Regions from separate parts of the Homo sapiens genome. Here region 1 is linked to region 2. The links are chromatin loops, found by intact Hi-C in ENCODE. Cell type or tissue: CD4-positive, alpha-beta T cell. All regions are shown on one strand. Links, peaks and the distances in the headings refer to the core of each region. The heading gives the core; the rest is flanking DNA.

Region 1 (7,458 bases), core at 1,987-4,486, 180 kb after region 2:
ATTGTTGTTGTTATTATCATTATTATTATTTGAGACAGAGTCTCACTCTGTTGCCCAGGCTGAAGTGTAGTGGTGTGATCTCGGCTCACTCCAACCTCCACCTTCCAGGTTCAAGCAATTCTCCTGCCTCAGCCTCTAGAGAAGCTGAGATTACAGGCACCTGCCACCAAGCCCAGCTAATTTTTGTATTATGGCTGGGCATGGTGACTCATGCCTGTAATCCCAGTACTTTGGGAGGCCAAGCGGGGGGTGGATCACCTGAGGTCAGGAGTTCAAGACCAGCCTGGCCAACATGGTGAAATCCCGTCTCTACTAAAAATACAAAAATCAGCCAGGTGTGGTGGTAGGTGCCTGTAATCCCAGCTGTTTGGGAGGCTGAGGCATGAGAGTCGCTTGAACACGGGAGGCAGAGGTTCCAGTGAGCCGAGATTGCACCACTGCACTCCAGCCTGGGTGACAGAGTGAGACTCTGTCTCACAAAAAAAAGAAAGAAAGAAAAATTTGTATTTTTAGTAGAGACGGGGTTTTGCCATGTTGGCAAGGCTGGTCTCAAACTCCTGACTTCAGGTGGATTCGCCCACCTTGGCCCTCCAAAGTGCTGGGATTATAGGCGTAAGCCACCGCACCTGGCCATCCGCCTGCCATTATTATTATTAAAGGAGTTATTACCTGGTAAAATAATAACAGGAAAAGTGGAAGTGTCTCCATAGAATGAGGAGCAGGATAAGCACTTGAGTTTTTATTTTTCATTTTTTATACCGAATGTAACTAAAGCCTAAGCACTTGAGTTTTAAGTCAAAGAAAATCTAGGAAAAAGGGCAGGGCAGGAGGGGATTACTCATCTGTTGACAAGTGTAAATATGATTTCAGTATTACAAATGTCTCCTAAAACAGAAACAGAATTACCGGGAGGCCTGATGGGAGCACACACTAGGAACCAGTGGGGTGAGGGGCGTCTGTGTGGGCAGCTGCAGGGCAAACACCAGCAGTGTGAAAGCAGGGGTCCCAGGAGAGGGCCCGTGAGACTGGATCCAAATGGGAGTTGAGAATAAAGAGTGAAGAAGCCAGGCTTTACCCAAGAGCAGAACCACGGTACGATTCACTAAGAAGATACAGCATCACGTCCACAATATGCCTGCCAAAAATGCAGAGCCTGAATCTGACCATGGGGAAATTTGAGACAAACTGAAATTGAGGGGCAATCTACAAAATAACTGGCCTGCACTCCAACAATGTCAAGGTCATGAAAGACAAAGAAAGATTAGAGGGTTTTCCAGAATAAAAAAGAGACAAAAGAGACATGCGGACTAAATGCAGTACGTGATTCTGGACCGGATAGTGGACTATGAAACCCTGCTCTTTTTTTCTTTTGCTATAAAAGACACTACTGGGAAAACTGGCAAAGTTTGAATAAAGTTTGTAATTACAGAAGCATATTGTATCAGTGTTAATTTCCTGATTTTGATCATCCTGCTGTGGTTTTTAGGAGAATGCTTTGTTCCTAAGAAATGCACACTGAAGTATTTGGAGCAAAGGAGCATCATGTCTGCAACTTACCATTAAATGGTTTAGCAAGAAGTACAGATCTGCATCTCCATATCCATACATGTACACATACACACTGATACAGCAACTGCGGCAAAGTGTTAATAATGGGGGAGTCCGAGCAAGGGGTGGACGGAATTATTCTTGCAACTTTTCTGTAAATTGAAAATTTTTTAAAATAAGGAGTAACAGAGAGAGCGTGCACATGTGAGAGACACTTTCTCTCTTTTTTTTTTTTTCTTTTTTGAGATGGAGTCTCACTCTGTCACCGAGGCTGGAGTGCATTGGCACGATCTTGGCTGACTGAAACCTCCGCCTCCTGGGTTCAAGCAATTCTCCTGCCTCAGCCTCCTGAGTAGCTGGGACTATAGGCACACGCCACCACGCCCAGCTAATTTTTTGTATTTTTAGTAGAGACGGGGTTTCACCTTGTTGGCCAGGCTGGTCTTGATCTCTTGACCTCGTGATCTGCCTGCCTTGGCCTCCCAAAGTACTGGGCTTACAGGAGAGAGCCCCTGCACCCGGCCTGAGACACTGACTTTCACTACAGGTCAGCGAACATGCTTGAGCTGTCAAGAGGGGAATAGAAACATGGCAAGGGACAGGGCAGGCTATCCTGGCTGAGAGCGCAGAGCCCTGTGGCAGGAAGGAGCCACACCGCCCTGAAGCAGGTGAGACAGTTTTGAGAGACAGGGAGGAAGGTGCTTTTCCCACTCAGGTGTCCAAGGAATACAGATCAGGCTTCTAGGGACTCGCTGCATTGAGAGGGGAGAGGAAGCCTCAGCAGGCACTTTGGAGGTGAAAAAGGATCAAATTGGGAATGGAAGAAGAGAAACAAAGAAGTGAAGCTGAGCAGGAAAAGGAGGGAGATGAAGATGAGGAGAGTAAAGAGAGGGGAGAGGCAAGAGGAGAGGGAGGAGAGAGGGGACACATGACAGGGCTACCTGCCCTCCCAGCCTGCCCTCAGTGACCCAGGGCAAGTCCTTGATGCCCACACCCTCAGCCCTGCTGCCGTGGACAGCTCTGATTCCAGAGGGAGGGTCTGACCAGCTGAGCGCTCCAGGGAATCCCTTCCTACCCCATCCACTTCAGGCTCAGGAGAAGGGTCCCTCCACGAAGCCCTTTTAGTTTGTAGCCAAACCCCAAAAGCGTGTCTGGGACCAAGGTGTACCTCTAGAGCCCCACACCTGGACACAGGTGTGAGGAAGCCGAGCCGCCCGGGAGACACACTGGAGACACGTGGAAGTCTAAGGGCTGGCTCCATGGATTCATCCCTGTCCTCAGGAAGAGCTGGGGCACTGAAGGATGAGAAAGGTCATCCAAGGCTCAAGCCCTCCAGGGAGAGGCTCGGGCTGGGCCTCGGAGCATGGGAGGCCACGAATGTCTAAGCTGCAGCTCAGAAGACACCTGGGGCAGACCCCCTCGTTGCACAGGAGAGCCCTGGAGGACCTCCTGGATTGATTGCAGGATAACACTTAGGCTCCTGGGCTCCCGACCCTCCCAGAACTGCTGGGAATGGCACTGTGAAGTCACAGCCCCCCCTGGTGGCTCTAAACAGAAACCACATGTTCCCCAGAGCCCTCAGAACAGTTGGGTCTCCAAATCCCAGACTCAGGGATTTTACAGGTAGACAGAGGCCCTGCAAGAGCAAAGGGCCCATCTCTCGCCTTTTCCACATGAGGGAGCCCAGGAGAGGAGGATTCTTGCTCTAAGTTGTGATGCTAGACTTGTCACAGTTGTAAAGTTGTAAGACTCTTAGACTCTTGTGTGGTTAAAGCCAGTGTCTTTTGACACATCCTGGTCATTTAGTCCAGCACCCGGGCTTGGCTTGGGATGCTGGACAGGAGCAAGCTGACAAGCAGAATCATGACCTCTCCCCAGTCTGCCCGTACCTTTGTGGCCGCAGCCAACCTCCTTAAAGCTGGGCTTGAATCACAAGAGTGGCTGGCGTTAAGAGCCCCAGGCCAAGCTTCAGGGTTCTGGAGGCATGGGCTGGAATTCTGGGTGGCCACTTGCCTCTGTGTGCCACACACCCACCTCTCCATGATGTGAGGCTAATACCTCAGGTTGTTACAAAGATGAAGTGGCATCAGGAATGCAAAACACCCAGCCCACAGAAGGCACACTTTCCTTCTGTCACACTCCATGTTCTCTGCTCCTCTCAGCATCCACACAGCCCAGCTCACGGCAGGTGTATCCGTGGTTAGGGTCAGGGTCCTAACACGGGAAGGGACCACAGGAGGCTACCTGACGAGGCCTCAGCCCTCTGGCAGGCACTGGTGAGTCTAGAGAAGATGGGCTGGCAATTATCTTCAAGAATATGGCTGGGTCTCTTTAGAGAGGCATTTCTGTGTTATTGACTTACCCCTACACCCCCATTTGCCTAAACCCAGCTGTGATGGTTCCTTTACAACTCAAGTCCATCTCTGTTTCATCTGGTAAGTGAGCAGCACCTGCTAGCACCGCCTTCAGAGGAAACAATGTACATAGTCTCTTAGTTGCCCCTAAACCTAGCTTCTTTTCCTGGGGCTAAACAACTGTAATTATTCTTTATTCTCAACCTTTCTGTTTTCATCCTTCTCTTGTGAAAACTCTGGATTCACCCTGGTGTTTTTTGTTTGTTTGTTTTGAGATGGAGTCTTAGTCTGTCGCCCAGGCTGGAGTGCAATGGCACGATCTCAACTCACTGCAACCTCCGCCTCCTGGGTTCAGGCGATTCTCCTGCCTCAGCCTCCCGAGTAGCTGGGATTAAAGTGCCCGCAACCACATCTGGCTAATTTTCGTATTTTAGTAGAGATGGGGTTTCACCATGTTGGTCAGGCTGGTCTTGAACTCCTGACCTCAGGTGATCCACCCGTCTCGGCCTCCCGAAGCGTTGGGATTACGGGTGTGAGCCATCGCACCCAGCCTCACCACAGTTTTAGGAGTATTACAGCTGGGCGCGGTGGCTCACGCCTGTAATCCCAGCACTTTGGGAGGCTGAGGTGGGTGGATCACGAGGTCAGGAGATGGAGACCATCCTGGCTAAAACGGTGAAACCCCGTCTCTACTAAAAATACAAAAAAAAATTAGCTGGGTGTGGTGGTGGGTGCCTGTAGTCCCAGCTACTCAGGAGGCTGAGGCAGGAGAATGGTGTGAACCCAGGAGGCGGGGCTTGCAGTGAGCCGAGATCGCACCACTGCACTCCAGCCTGGGCGACAGAGCAAGACTCCGTCACAACAACGACAACAACAAAAAAAACAAACAAAAAACAAAAAAGAGTGTTACAAAATCAGCACAGGGGGTACACAGTAAATATTTGCTGAATGAACTATTGAAAACTGAACAAGATTCACTAACTTGAGACTAATTGATGCAAAATGTAAAGGGGTTTCTCCACTCCAGTGGCACTACTGTCATTTATCACAGCTGGTAAGCTGAGCTCTCCCGCGCCCCCTGTGATGGGTTGGTGCTGGCTCAGATGCAGCTCCAGCTCACCCTGATGAAGCCCCAGGCCTGGGTCCCCTAGGCCTTATTTCTCCGCTTTCTTTTAAACTCATTATGGTGCTGGCTTTGTTCCCTAAATAGATCATTTTTCCCTCCTATATTTCATCACAGTTCTGTATAGGTTTCTTTCCCCAGTTTATCGAAGTCACTCTGGACTTTACTTCTATCTCTCAGGGCAGCCATAATCCCAGGGATGAACTTCAGCACAGGCTGAAATATCAATGAACTGATTCTTCTATTCAAGAGACAGAATTAAAACAGGCATAAGGGCCAGAGCCCTTGAAAGATCACTTTAAATGTCCCTTTAGGTTAATGTCAAGTCACTGAAAATTGTCCCCTCACTACAACTCTCAAGTCAGTTATCCAACTGAGTGTTAATATAAAAACACTCAAAATTAAAAATAAATATGTCTAAAACAGAGGTGCAAGGGAAGACGTTTTAGTATAACTTAAAACTACTTTTTTATTTAAGACAAAGTCTTGTTCTGGTGTCCAGGCTGGAGTGCAGCAGTGTGATCTGGGCTCACTGCAGCCTCTGTCTCCTGCGTTCAAGCAATTCTCCTGCTTCAGCCTCCTGAGTAGCTGGGATTACAGGCACCCACCACCACACCCAGCCAATTTTTGTATTTTTAGTAGAGACGGGGTTTCACCATGTTGGCCAGGCTGGTCTCGAACTCCTCACCTCAGGTGATCCACCCGCCTCGGCTTCCCAAAGTGCTGGAATTACAGGCGTAAGCCACCATGCCTGGCTTAAAACTACTTTTTGATAGTCAACCTCAATAGTCATCAAAGGAATATAAAGTAAACTGCAAAATGCCAAAATCTTTGGACTACCAACCTGACAAGTATATGTATACATTCAAAGTCATTCATGCCTAGTATTGGAAGGGTGAGGGATGGGAAGGAAAGCAGGCCACATTTCTGGAGAGCTACTGAGTCACAGGAACGAGAAGCTTTAAAGACAAATATTCTGAACCTACAATCTCACTTCTGGAAAGGTACCCTAAGGAGACGATTAGGGACGCTCACAGTCATGTGGCTTTATAGATCCCCATCATGGCACAGTCCATGTAGCAGAAGACTGGGGTCCAGCACCCACATGGCAGGGGACTGCCCAAAGAAATGATAGACCCGCCTTATACTGGGAGACCATGGCAGCCTTGAACAGGCTGCAGAGCTGTGTGTGCTGGCTTGGAAAGAGGTTTCTAAGTGAAACAGCAAGATGTGTATACCACAGTGTCCACTATTGTCCATTTTTTGTAAAAGCATATTTTTATATATGTCCTATAAAGGAAAAAAAAAAAGTCTGGAAAGAGCTGGGTGCAATGGCTCATGCCTGTAATCCCAGCACTTTGGGAGACCAAGGCAGGTGGATCTCCTGAGGTTTGGAGTTCAAGACCAGCCTGGCCAACATGACAAAACCCCGTCTCTACTGAAAATACAAAAATTAGCTGGGGGTGGTGGCACCTGCCTGCAGCCCCAGTTCTCAGGAGGCTGAGGCAGGAGAATTGCTTGAATCCGGGAGACAGAGATTGCAGTGAGCTGAGATCGCACCAGTGCACTCCAGCCTGGTCGACAGAGCAAGACTCCGTCTCAAAAAAAAAAAAAAAAAAAAAAAGAAATACAAAAATTAGCTGGGCATAGGGGCACACACCTGTAATCTCAGCTACTCAGGAGACTAAGAATCACTTGAACCCATGCAGCAGAGGTTGCAGTGAGCCAAGATCACACCACTGCACTCCAGCCTGGGCAAAGAGTGAGACTGTCTCAAAAAAAAAAAAAAGTCCAGAAAGAGATAGTCCAAAACGTTAACATTCACTGACTGAATCACTGGATTATAGGTGATTTTTATTTTCTTCTTTTAATTGCTGTTTTAAATTTTTATATGTTGATATTTATTACTAGCACAGAACAAGAATGACAAGGCTTTTGTTTTGGTGTCTAAGTAAAAGTGCTCTCTTTGTTGCTCTGTCCACAGGCTCCACAGCTATCGGCCCATCCTAAGGACATGGATACACCTGATGTGTGGGCAATGACCCAGAAGGTCAAATCATTCTACAGCAGACACAATCACAACAAGGCTTCGCTGTACAGGAACCAGCTCCAGGTCCCAGCAGACAGCTGCTCGGTCGGTCTGCTTTCTCCAAAATTGATTACGGCAATGATAATTAAAGTAGCCTAATGAAGGACTTTGTATTGAGGGGAGCAGCAGATCTTGAAGTAGAACTCTCAGATTTGAGATTTAGCTCTGCCACTATGTCATTTAGAGCCACTTTTAAATCTCTGTCAGCCAGCTTCTTTAGCTGTAAAACAGTGATCTAATCATGCCTGCTTTTACAGATTTCATCAGGTTGCTGTGAGGTTAAAAAAAAATCCAAGTGAAAATGACATATGAAGTATAGGCACTTTATGAGTGTTCCCTACTCA
Region 2 (7,458 bases), core at 2,818-5,317:
TGCTTTGTCTACAAAATGACACTTTAAGACTAGATGATGTCTCGGACACCTTCCAGCTATAAAGTTCCCCCCAAGGCTTTCCAGTTTTGCTTAATACACAAGGGAATGTGCACTTAGCATTGCATAAGGTAGCTTGGCTTTGTAAGATACGTGTTATCAGGTACGTGGTGTTTCCAAAGCAGTTTAGAGGGAGAGGTGACACTGTTTCACAGATAAGAATATAGTTCACACATAAAGTATTTACTCTATGGCAAGTATTGCTGTAAGCACTTTAATATGTTCATTCATTTAACCTTCACGATAATTATGTGAATTATATACTCTTATTACCTCCATTTTACTGATGAGGAAACTGAGGTGCAAAAAGGCTAAGTAACTTGTTCCAGGCCACAGAGCTTGTAAGTCCAAGAAGTGTTTCAGCTCCTAGGGTCAGTACCCTTAACCAGTACACACCGTGTAGCTTCTCTGACTCAAAGTAGTCAATTAAAAAACAGAACACCCACCCACCCCCGCCCAACACACACACACACACACACACACACACACACACACACAAATGCTGTTGTTTAGAAAGGCTGTGTAGTTTGCTTCCCTCCCCAACAACCTTGCCTAAATTACCTGGAAATATCTATACATATGTAGCAGTTTCTGCAGTTACCCAACCCTTCACTGGACTTTCCCCACCTAAACATAACTACCACCTCATTTGCCTTTGATGGTGAAACTTTAGTATGAGGTCAAGGGCATCTATTTCAAAAGAAGTCTAAAAAAACTTTTTTCAAAAAATAACGTAGGAAGATACACATGTGTGACCCACCACTTTTATTTGCGAGCAGAGTCTACTTTATTTGTACTTATAATGACCTTAGTGGAACATTTTTCAGCGTGTGCAACTTTGAACTGCTTCACTAACCAGATTAGTCAGGGGAAGAATTTCTCCTTCACTGGTGAGTCCAAATCTTATTACCGTGCTTGGGCCCGGTTACTAATTGCTGACATTCTGGACTTGCCAAATGCATTTAAAGAAGATGGCATGTGGGCGGGAACCTATATTTTCATCTTGGTAGATTTGATTGTACTTAATGGCCTTTCCCAATAGGCCTGGCCCTTGTGCTTTTAAATACAGAGCAAAAAATAGCTGTTCACAGCAAGACTGTTTCTAAGAGCTGGGAGGACCCTTGGAGACCATCTGGGCCAAGCTTTATCTTGACCCACAGGAAGCTGAAGCCCAGAAGTGAAAAATCATGTTGATGTGGAGGGCACCTCAGCCAGGAGGGGCTGTAGGCAGGTCACAGGCAGAGTGGGGGCCACACCCAGCTCTCCCTCCTGGGCTCCTCCCTGTGTGTCTCCAGCCTCGGCAAGGCCACGCTACTTACATGATGGCTTTGTCACATCTATGACCCACAAGCTCTGTTATTTATGTAATACCTTTCTTTAAATCAACCCATGTTTTAAACTTCATTTATTTTGAAAGCTTTCTTTAAATAGAAAATGGACACTTCCCACACAATAACGTCGCCCTACAATGGAGAAAGTATGGGAGGTGGACGGATCGGGTTCACAGACTTGTTCTGCCATTTCCTCGTAGGGCAATTGGCAAGCAAAGGAACTTCTTTGCTGTGCAGTTTCCTCAGCTGTAAAATTCATGCTAGTGCTGACCCCATAGGATGATAAGGGCATTATTGGCATGGGCACCTGTTAATTTACTTCCCTATTTTGATTCCCATTGATGCAATTTCTGCAGGAACTACACTAAAAATATTCAAAATGTTCTGTTTGGTTTTTCCCACATGACCTTTAGTGGTCAAAGAAAGGCAGGAGAGTGCCTTTGACTGCCACACCTGCCCTTCCAATGACATCTACAACTGTGTCCTCATGGAAGAAGAAATTGATGGCCAAGTCGACTCTCAGGAGCATTCAACGGGAGAAAATGAGCTTTTCTGCACCCACACACATTGTTTAAGAGCTTATATTCACATTTAATACCTAGCTGTCTGGGGGCCTCTAATGACCATAGTTCCTTTCTCAACCATGCTCGTTAATGGCCCCAAATCTCCTATGCAGAAAGAATTTAAGACTTCATGGAAAAATTGCTAAAGGGTGCCAAGGTGGAAACGATTTGGGGAAAATTTTTCTACACACTTCAACAAGGTAGAATAATGGAGTCAATAAACCCTGCCATACCAACATTAAGGATATTTATGATTTCTAGTTATAGCACTGAGTACATCCTATTTGATTAATTTGATTGTTCTGTCACGTGTAAACATATCTTGTAGATATTATATATCGTGCAAAGTGCTTTTTCTTTCCCTTTTCTTCCTCCATCCAAATTTTCAGTAATTTTAAACATTTTTTGATTTAGAACTGTTGAATTCCACCTCCCAGGTCCCACAGTGATTGTAGAGATGGGATAACTCTAATGTGTGAGATGGCAAATGCAATGCACAACTTGCTGCATCAGCTAGCAACTGCTGCATAACAAGTCACCCCAACACTTAAGAGCTTAAAACAACAAACATTTATCTCATCATTCTGTGGGGCAGCAACATGGGCTGGGCTCAGCCAAGGTGGTTCTTTTGGTCTCTGCTGGGCACCCTTATGCATCTGTGGGTAGCTGCAGGTCACAAGGGCAGATCTGCTTCTGGGGATTGGTTGCTTGTCTGGTAGAGAGCCTTGGCTTCCTCCATGGGCCTCATCACTCCATCAAGCTAGTCCAGGCTGGTTTACATGACAAAGGAAAGGGTTGGGGTGAGTGAAGAAAGAGTGAGCATGTAAGGCTTCTTGATGCCTTACATCAAGAAGAACTGGCACAGTGCCATTCCCACCACACCCTGTTGGCCAGAACAAGTCAAGGCCAATGCAGATTCAAGGTATTGGAACTAGACTTCACCTCTCGATGGGAAGAGCTTCCAAGTCAGTGCAAAGAGCATGGGAACAAGCAGGCCATTTACTGGGGCCACTGATGCAACAAATCTCCACCCTTACTGAGGAGATGTTTCTCAAGCTCTGTCCTTAACTCCCAGACTCTCCAGTTTGTGTCTTGCCTCTTTAAGCAGCCTGGCTACTGGAGTCCCCGGGAAGCCAGTTACTTTCATTCCCCTGATGCCTTTGCATCTTATTGTCTCCTAGCTTGCTCTTTCTCCCTTTCTCTTCACAGGTATTTCCAGTGAAGTCCCACTCTCCTCAACCCTCAGAGGATCTCTGGAAGGCCACACAGAACCTGGGACAGGAACCAAGGCACAGGGATGGGATGGAGACTCACAATTCACTGTTAACATTTTGATTCTCATTTGAATTTTTAACACACGCATCTATCACTTAAATTAATAGTAATGAAATTTTATTGCACTCTTCTTACCAAGTGCCAGGCATTGTGCTAAGTACTTGACCAACGTTATTCCATTCAGTCCCATGAAATAGGCAATAATCTTAATTCCCATTGTTTCATATAGATATAAAGAGGGTAAGTCACATGCCCAAGATCATGTAGTTAAACATTAGCCGAGCTGGTAATTGAACCCAGGCTGTCTGCCTCAAATGCCCATAGTCCTTGCCACTGCACTCTTGCCTTTTCTGCACAGAAGATATCTTGAAAGGGTTATCTACACTTGCTGTCTCCACTTATTGTCCACTCACTTCATACATAAGCACAAGCTGGCCTCTACCCTGATTAATCCATGAACTGGGTTCTCTCCAGGGTCAAAAATGACCTTGTCATTAAGTCAATTGCACATTTCTCAGTTTGTCTTTTGCTTGACTGCTGGGAGCTATTAGACTCTTTTGGCCACATATTCTTCTTGGAATATGATGCAACTTTGGATTCTCTGCAATCACACCTTCTGGATCATCCACCTCTGTCTCTATCACCTTTGCAAACTCTTCTCCTCTTCACGATGATCTCTCCTAGGCCTGCTTATCCTTCCAGTCTACATCCCCTGAGCAATTGAATTCACTCCCATGATTTCAGTGATAATAAATGGCCGACGGCTTCCAAACCTTCGTCTCCATCTTGAGCATCCTACTGCATCTTCCATTGGCAATCAGGCCTCTCCACTTAGCTGTTCCAAGGAGAACTCAGAAAGCCTTGAATGAATTGGACATCATGCTTCTGCCCATCACCATCAAAACCTCCCCTTCTTCCTTCATGTTTCACAATTCAGAAAAGCTCCACCCAGTAAAATAAATCAGAAATCTGAGAGTTAGCATTTTTGGAGGTGGGCCAGGCAGAGTGGGCCGATAGGCAAATGCATGCACCACCTGCAGGGGGCAGCCTCCCCCCAGCCTCAGTGCAGGCTGCTGCCCGCCCAGATGGAAGCCCATATTGCCAGACCTTTGGCCTTTTACACAACCAGCATTGCTATGTGAAATGCCCTGATTTTCAGAAATTGGCTACTAATTCAACCAAATATCAATAAAGCACTGTGCAGGTCAAATCTCCTGCTGACCAGGTGCAGTATGCAGGCTGCCAGGTCACACCTCTACCTGCCCACTCTCCTGGGTCAGCACACTCTCCCCCACAGCTGCAAGGGCCATTTCCGGCCAACACCCACATCTCTGTCTCCGGTCTGACCTTCTTCTTCAGCTCTAGATCCTCAAATCCATCTGCCCCTGCAGGCACCTCATGCTCAACCCATCATCCAACACTAACAGTCCAGTGTAACCATATCCCTCTGCTCTTTGAGAAAAGCTAGGAATCTGGATTTGCATGTGAAATCACCAATTTTTAAAACTCACATTAAAAAAACCATTTCAGATATAGAAATACTTTTTAATGGGTCAGACTTAACATGAAGGCCCCCAAGCTGCCACCCCTGACTTAATACAAGCTGACTAGCCACCAGGCACCATGCTGATGTTCAGTCCATCTTAACCAAGGCCCTAGAGGGGGTATTCCTATCCACATTCCCCTGTTTCAGGTGAGGAGGCAGGCTTAGCAAAATAGAGTAACTCACCAGGAAGTAGCACCACTAGTCAGTGGAGCTTGCTTCTGAGGCTTAGGTATTTTTGCCCAACTTTATTTCCCCTTAAGTTTGATAGTACAGTCTTGCTTTTCCTCTATCATTCATTTTCAGTACCATTTCCATTCCCAACCTCCACTCCTTTCCCATTAGAAGTGGTTTATAATTGAAGTATACAACCACCCAAATTCTTGTGCAATATCACATACACTAAAACTGCTAATAAGAGAAACTCTTGGTCTTCTTACTATCTCCCGGCTTGCTCTTTCTCCTTTTCTCTTCACAGGTATTTCCAGTATGTTCTACTCTCCTCAAACCTCAGAGCATCTCTGAAGGCCACACAAGAACATTTGTGTTTTAGCCCATTCTCATGCTGCTATAAAGAAATACCTGAGACTGGGTAATTTATAAAGAAAAAAGGTTTAATTGGCTCATGATTCTGCAGGCTATACAGGAAGCATAGTGGCTTCTGCTTCTGGGAGGCCTCAGGAAACTTTCAATCATGGCAAAATGTGAAAGGAAAGCAGGCACGTCCTACACAGCCAGAGTAGGAACAAGAGAGAGAGGGAAAGGTGCTACACACTTTTAAACAACCAGATCTCACGAGAACTCACTCACTATTACCAAGACAATACCAAGGGGGATGGCACTAAACCATTCATGAGAAATCCATTCCCATGATGCATTCACCTCCCACCAGGCCCCACCTTCAACATTGGGGATTACAGTTCAAAATGAGGTTTGGTGGGGACACAGATCCAAACCATATCAACTTGTAGGGGCAGAAAGACGTCACCTTTACTTGAATTGCAACCCTTACCTTTTCATCGCAGGCTGTAGGAGCAGAGCCTGACAACCAGCACTTGTCTTGGAGATCACTGCATCTAGAATAATCCTGCCCTAGAGATCTAGGTGGACACACAGGCAAGTAGGGGCCTGGTGGCCCACTGATTTCCCTACTGAAATAAAAAGCCAGATACAAGACTTCTACATCTGCAAAGGTGGAGTGGATGTGCTTTTCCCTACTTTTCCCACTAAATATGACTAAAAACCCTGGACATTATGTATACAACCAACGTAAGAGGATGCTGAAAGGAAGAGATAAAAGGCAAACCTGCTGGGGACCTCAGGACCTGAGGAACAACATGGTGGTGAGTTCCCTGGGTTTTTTGTTTTGCCTTATACATTTGTGACTCTAGAGAAACACAGGTAAAACAAAAGGTTTAAATCAGATCCAGAGTCTGATGACATAATACAAAAATGACCAAGTTTCAATAGAAAATCATTTATCTTATCAAGAACCAGAAAGATCTAACACTGGATTAGAGAAGACAATATATACCAACAGGAAAACAAACAGATTTTTAAAGCAGTCACAATAAAAGTTCTCCAACAGGCAATTATAAACATGCCTGAAACAAATGAAAAATAAAAAGTCTTGGCAAAGGGATAGAAATTCTTAGCAAAGAAATAGAAGATATAAAGAAGAACCAAATGGAAATTTTAGAGTTGAAAAATACAATAACTGAAATAAAAAGCTCAATGGATGAGCTCAAAGGTGAAATAGAGGGAACAGTGCAATAAGCTGGAACATAGGACAATAGAAATGACTCATCTGAATAACAGAGAGAAAATAGGCTTAAAAAAAAAACCCACAAAAAAAAAACCAAAATGAACAGAGCCTTCAGGGACCTACGGAACTATAAGAAAAGCTCAAATATTCATGTCATCAGAGTCCAAAAGGAGAAGAGAAAAGAGGATGAGGCTGAAAAAGTACTCAAATAAGTAATGGCTGAAAATGTCTCAAATTTGGCAGGAGACAAAAAAAAACTATAAATAAAAAAGCTGAATGAATTCCAAATAAAATATACCCAAAGAAACCCATACCAAGAAACATCATAGTCAAACTTCTGAAAACTAAAGACAAAGAAAAAAATCTTGACAGCAGGGAAAGATAAATTACATGTTACCTATAGGTAATTTCCTTATAAGGAAAAAAAATTTGAATGACAATGGATATCTTATCAGATAGCATTAAGGCCAGAATGTAATGGTATGATATTTTTCAAATGCTGAAAGAAAATAATTTTTAATCCAGAATTCTTTATGTAGTGAAAATATCCTTCAGGAATGAAGGGGAATCAAGACATTCTCAGATAAAGCAAAACTAAGAAAATGTTGCCAGCAGACCCATCCTCAAAGAATGGCTAAAGGAATATATCTAAACCAAAAAGAAATGATAAAAGAAGAAACCTTGTACTATCATGAAGAAAGAACACAGTGAACAAAACTATGGGCAAATAAAATAGACTTTTATTCTCCTCTTTTCTAAATTATATTTGATGATTGAAGCAAAAATTTTAATACTATCTGATGTGAATCTCAGAGTATGTAGAGAAAATAGTTAAGGCAATTAGAGTATAAATGGTGCAGAGTAAAGGGACATAAGAAGATGTTAGGTTTTTATATTGCATAAGAACTAGTAAAGTGGCATCAG

The links. Peaks named below come from ENCODE experiments on the same cell type or tissue, not always from the same donor. Only the 100,000 strongest peaks of a DNase experiment are listed, where the experiment ranks them.
Region 1: a loop joins it to region 2, with 6 times the contacts of the local background. A loop is called at or near these places in 64 of 110 quality-filtered maps.

Annotation. Positions count from the first base shown.
Region 1 is chr3:127,647,979-127,655,436 of GRCh38, reverse strand. The region is part of intron 2 of PODXL2 (podocalyxin like 2); the gene reads right to left. Among named protein-coding and RNA genes, the nearest start is that of ABTB1, 21 kb to the left of the region's middle. In CD4-positive, alpha-beta T cell, for the core only: CTCF peaks have their summits at 2,885 and 3,092 (motif pointing left); a DNase peak (open chromatin) is centred at 3,086.
Region 2 is chr3:127,828,835-127,836,292 of GRCh38, reverse strand. LOC107986129 (a long non-coding RNA gene) reads left to right here. Exons shown (of 5, transcript XR_001740896.2): 5 at 3,161-3,998. Among named protein-coding and RNA genes, the nearest start is that of MGLL, 10 kb to the right of the region's middle. In CD4-positive, alpha-beta T cell, for the core only: no CTCF peak of the experiment used is centred there; a DNase peak (open chromatin) is centred at 4,282; H3K27me3 peaks cover 239 bases.